2 separate regions of the Mus musculus genome follow, and region 2 is linked to region 1. A link is a loop called in an ENCODE intact Hi-C map of the cell type or tissue named here. Cell type or tissue: heart. All regions are shown on one strand. Each heading gives the region's core, and the rest is flanking DNA. Links, peaks and the distances in the headings are about the cores only. Region 1 has its middle 380 kb from the start of Gm25090. Region 2 has its middle 220 kb from the start of Gm25090.

The links. Peaks named below come from ENCODE experiments on the same cell type or tissue, not always from the same donor. Only the 100,000 strongest peaks of a DNase experiment are listed, where the experiment ranks them.
Region 2: a loop joins it to region 1, with 2.8 times the contacts of the local background. A loop is called at or near these places in 4 of 42 quality-filtered maps.

What each region holds. Positions count from the first base shown.
Region 1 is chr2:159,517,722-159,520,644 of GRCm38, forward strand. No RefSeq gene overlaps it. Among named protein-coding and RNA genes, the nearest start is that of Gm25090, 380 kb to the left of the region's middle. In heart, for the core only: no CTCF peak of the experiment used is centred there; a DNase peak (open chromatin) is centred at 1,530.
Region 2 is chr2:159,353,096-159,356,018 of GRCm38, forward strand. No RefSeq gene overlaps it. Among named protein-coding and RNA genes, the nearest start is that of Gm25090, 220 kb to the left of the region's middle. In heart, for the core only: no CTCF peak of the experiment used is centred there; a DNase peak (open chromatin) is centred at 1,346.

The sequences.
Region 1 (2,923 bases), core at 273-2,772:
GGTTACAAATGCTGCACATATCATATGAGAGACTTATAGACCTGTGGGGAGAATGGAGCCTTTGAGAGAAAGCTGGATTTTCAAATGGAAAGATGAACTAATGAATGGACCCCTTGATTTTAACTGGCAAGTGACAGTACATGGGCAGCTCAGAGTTCAAGGCTTGCACTACAACTTTAACCCCATCATTTACAAGTAGTTGAATAACTTCTCAAACTCCTTAAAATTCTTTAAGAACTACACCACAGAACATCGAATGGATGGATAAGGTCTATGTGGAAGTAGACTCTCTGCCCTCATCACCATTAGCAACATCTACTGGTGCTGTGGCAGAAAAATCAGTGGCATCAAAGCTAAGTTTCAAGCCCCAAAGTGGGAGGATGAGGTGTGGAGACTGCCCAATACACACTGGTATTAGTTTTATTAATTGGCTCTAGATAAGAAATCTCCAAGGACAAGTATTCGAATAAGGAGCATTTTCCCCATGAAAGAATGCTAAAGGAAAGAGTGAAATGCTGTCTACATTCTAAGCCTCCACCACGGCAGGCACACTAGGAATCTTAGGGTTTGAGATAAATAAGGGCCATGGCTTGAGCTTGATCCTCTCTTTCTCACCCCGGCCAGTGTGGCTTCTAAGAACCTGCACATGGTGCTGTTAGCCAATGCTACTCATAATTGTAGCTCCTATTACCTTGCTCTGCTGCTCTATCTGTCACTAAGAAGCTGATCTAACAGGTATTGTGGGCTCCAGATGCTGGGAGCACTAACATATCTGCAGCTGCTGGGAGCACTAACATACCTCCATCTGCTGGGAGCAGTACATTGCTGGGAGCACTAACATATCTGCAGCTGCTGGGAGCACAAATACATCTGCACTCACTGCCGTTCACAGACTGGTATGGAACAAAAAAAAATCCCCTAGAATAAAAAGAAAGACATGTTTATTTATGTCTCATGCTGGCTATGATGCTTTTAAAAATAACAAGGAAACCACAGATTCCAGTAGGTTCTCCATGCAATAAAGGTTGATATCCTTCTGTCCCATCATGGGGCTTCTTGAATCCCATGGTTCCTTTACCTCAATAAAAGGTGTTATGGTACCACTTGTTCTGTTCTCAGAGCCTGAGAATCTCAACCAGCAGGCTTGGCCTTGCCTTGCCTCTCCTTCTCCTTCTCCTTCTCCTTCTCCTTCTCCTTCTCCTTCTCCTTCTCCTTCTCCTTCTCCTTCTCCTTCTCCTTCTCCTTCTCCTTCTCCTTCTCCTTCTCCTTCTCCTTCTCCTCCTTCCCCCTTCCTCCTCCTCCTCCCCTTCCCCTCCTGCTCCTCCTTCTCCTCCTTCTTCAACAACATTGAAGTACCTCCATGGTAGGACGTTCTCCCTGATATATTTGTGCCTTCCTGTTGGATCCAGGGGATTTTTGTCTTGATATTATTTTAATTTACAGACAGGAAAACCATTGAGCTCTGGATTCGCCTTGATAACACTGCTAATACCACTGCCAGTACTTCCCTGTGTGCACTGTCCAAGTCTGGGACACAAAAGGGCAATCGTTTCAAAGCTCCAGGTGTCTGTTTCAAGGGTAATCACATGACATCCCATAAGAACATTTATGAAAGGGCTAATTAAGAATACAGATGTCTTCAGCTCACAATACCCAGACAGCTGAAATACGTATTAGATTTCTTTTTAATGTTAAAACTTCATATCCTCACTTCTCTCCAACAGAAAAGCTATTAATAGATTAACAAAACACAGGCAGGCAGAGCCTTTGGTCTTTACTCTCTCACTAATTGACACACTTTGTTTATAGAGGAAACACCTAGCACATCTACAAATTAGTATTTTACAACAATGCCTTTTAAAGGATTATTTTGTTTCCCCTTTTAAAAAATGGCTCAGACATAGAATTGTTTGCCTAGGGCAGGAGAATTTTCAAAGGATTTTAAGTCTAACTCTTCTGAGACAGAGCTGATGGCTGTACCGAAGATCATCTGAGTCCAAGAACAGAGAGAGCCATTAAGATTGCTCAGCCTTCAGGAGAGGTCTCCCCTTCTTGTCAGATTGTCTCTAACTCTTTGGAGGCAGGAAAAAAAAAGGAGCAATTATCATATTAAAAACTGTCTTAGAGACATGTGGACCGTGATGAATGTAGAACTCTCTTAGACTCTTTGGGTTTCCTATTGTAAGCCAGAGCAAACATATTACCCCCCACCCATTTGAAAAATAAATACGGTAGATTTTTAAAGTATAGTCCAAAATGGTGTCAAAATACCCAAATTATGCTTCATCAAATAATGCCTTGTTAAGGCATTAAGCCATCCTGACAGTGCTGGCATGGCTTTGTTAATTCTTTTCCCTGCTCACTCACTGGTAGGAATGCAGCTGTTACTTTGGAAGGCTTACTAGCCACTGTATCAGGAGCTGAGTTAGAGCACTCAGGGATGAGCAAAGTTGCTTTAGAGGAAGGCACACTCTCAAAACCCACACTCTGTAGTCACTTTGGAGAATGTATTGGAAAAGAGTGTAGCTAGACACAGGAGTTTTAGGACACACACAGGTCTGGTATGGCCATTTAATTCGGTAAAGAGATAGAGGACCTAGCATCACTTGTATGGAAGTTGTCAGTCTACTGATTGACTCACTTTCTTAAAATGAGAGTGAAGACAAGATCTCACTAATGTCCTCCTTCGCCCAGCATTTCCCTTTCTGGTTTTGCACATCTGTATCCTTCTGTCCAGAAAGCTCTAATGCTTTTTGTCCACTATTCCCTGTCTTATTTTATTCATTAAAAAAAATAGCTGAGTATTCACTGAGAACCAAGTGTTTTACTAGGCACTGGGGATTCACCAGTGGGTAGAAGGATCCAATGCTCATGTTGTTTATGTATTCTAAGAACCACATTCTCCTGACTAGAGTCCTCACAT
Region 2 (2,923 bases), core at 218-2,717, 160 kb before region 1:
ACATTAATCATGGCTCCCAGTCAAATTTTGAAGAATAGGGGTGATTTCTAGAATTACACTGTGGTTTCTGATAATGTCTTTTCTTCAAGGTCTGAATAATACCTCATTTTCCTCCTAAGTGTATTGCAGAAGGAGAAAGAGTGGTAAGGAGAGAGAGAGAGAGAGAGAGAGAGAGAGAGAGAGAGAGAGAGAGAGAGAGGAGGGGGAGGAGGAGGGACTGTTTTCTTGGTCTTAGATCTTAACGATTATGATTGGGGTGGTTTTAATTTGCATTTCCTTAATTGCTAAGAATGTTGAACATGTTTGGAGATATTTCATAGCCATTTTTTTTTGTTTTTAATTTGGGCAATACTCTGCTCAGAGCTGTAGCCCATTGCTTTAATTGGGTTCTTTGTTTTCTTGACTCTTTGTTTTTTCTTGCTAGGTATGCTAATCCCAAGTGGTCAGCTCTAAACACAAACACATAAGCGACAATAAATGGACTCAGAAGGCTGTATTTCTATCTGTGTGTGTTTGGGAGGAAGTGGGGGAGAAGCATGGGTTGGGAGGGGAGGGAATGGAGTGTAAATGGGATAAATACAATACTCACATAGGAAACTCTAAACAGCCCCAGTAGCAACAGCAATGGAAACACTGATTCCATATAAAATAACATATAAAATAACCATCCATATAAAATAACATACAAAATAACCATCCATATAAAATAACAGAAGATCAGGGGGTTGAAAGAGAGCAGGATGGGGAGAGATAGAGGGCTTAAATTCGTATCCAGGAACCCACCAGTTTTTAATTTAAAAATTTCAGGTTTTGAGAATTTTATATGAGTACTTTCTTTACATCATTCCTCTTCCTCCTCCTCCTCCTCCTCCTCCTCCTCCTCCTCCTCCTCTAACTCCTCCTCCTTCTCCTCCTCCTCCTTTTCCTCCTCCTCCTCCTCCTTCTCCTCCTCCTCCTCCTCTAACTCCTCCTCCTCCTCCTCTAACTCCTCCTCCTCTATCTCCTCCTCCTCTTCTAACTCCTCCACCTTCCCTATTCCCTCTCAAATTCAAGATCTTTTCTTCTTTAATTATTTTTGTTGCACAACCTCCCACCCCACCCCCACACTACTGAGTTCATTTAGTATTGCTTGAACCTCCATGTGTTTAGGGCTGATCAGTTGGGATTGGATAAACTATTATTTTTTTTAACCCCTGATCCAGCCTCTTGAAGCAACCAGACTGCTCTTACAATGTAAGCTTCACAGTGCTGCTTCTCTTCCTGATGTCCACTGATGCCAAAATAAATAACTAACTAGAGGATGCCTATGAAAGCCTGCTCTCGCCCACCTGTGTGGCCTTATCTCAAGCCACAGCTTCCTTTGCTGTCTGAACTTCAGCCATGGACTTCCTTCCCACTCTGAATGTGCCAAGCTTTCTCACCTTGCTGCCTTGCCCTTAGTCACTCTGTCTGGAGCCCACGGCCATCTACTACTCCTGTTTACCCTTCCAGTTTCCACATGTGATGCTTCTGTCTAGTTGCCTTTCCCAAGCCCCTACCATAATGTAAGTTATCCAGTCATGTTCCATATTTTTTGAAACACACTCTTAAAAAAAATTGAGTAACAATTCCCACACTGTTATCTCTTTTAAGTGGCACTGAACACCTCTACGGTATTGTGTGACGCCCTGTCTTCATCTTTTTCTAAAACATTTCATCACCCCAAGGGAAATGTTGTGCCCATTAAGTAAGGATTCTCCATTTCTTACTCCCGAGAGTCACCCCAAGCAGATCTCTATAAATTTACCTAGTCTGCATATTTCATATAAAAAGAATAACATAATATGTCACATTTTATGTGTGTCTTCTTTCACTTAGCATGTTTGGAGGAATTCATCTTTGTAGTGATTCTAAATTCTTTTATTTTTCATGCTGAATACTATTCTCTTACTTGTACATGCTATACTTTGTGTATGCTATAATTCATTTAACCAGATAAATATCCATGTATTTAAGTGTGTTGTTGTTCTTTAAGTTGTGAATAATTCTGTTATAAATATTTATGTGTAATATCTGATGGAGTCCCTACTTCAATTCTTTTGAGGCCACCGTGTTCTTTTAATTTGTTGCATATGGGGCTAGAGAGACAGCTCAGTGTTAAGAATAGTTGCTGCTCTTCCAGAGGACCTGAGTTCCCAGCAACCACATGGTAGTTCATAACCATCTTTAATTCCAGATCCAGAGGTCCAACACCCTTTATGGCCTCTGCAAACACCAGGCACTCATGTGTTACACAAATATATATTTATACACATACATACACACACATATATATACACACACATATATACACATATATATGTACATATATGCATATATATGCAAAACATTCATTTGCATAAAATAAAAAATTAATAAATTGTTGTCCACATATGGGATTCTAGTGCCCCTATAATTATTTAGTTAATGTTTGATTGCCCTCACCATGAGCTAAATTCCCTAGCTGTGAGGAACATTTCTGTTATTATAGCATCTATCCATGGTCAACAACTGAAAGCATTTGATAAATATTTGAAGGAATCCGTGAATGTGAAAGCATGCTGTCCAAGCTGATAGTACTCAGGAGAGCATTTCTGAGGTGTCTGGAAAGAGACAAGAGTCAGTCAAGAGTCTACAGAACTCAAAAGCATCCTCTTGCTGTTATTGAAAAATGACCCCTGTTCAAGTGGTGTGTCTGGCACATCCAGAGCTGGTAACTCCAGATGCTCTACTTTGGCAGGTTTACTCATAATTTACCTGCTTCCCTGAAGCCTCAACCTGGCACCATCTGCACCTAAGAGAATGAAGAGTCCTAGCTTGGACATTCCAAAGTGTCTGTTGCTCATAGGGGGGCAGGCATTCTGCCTTTCCAGGCTTTTGGTTGTCTGTTTTCTCTGTGGAGCAG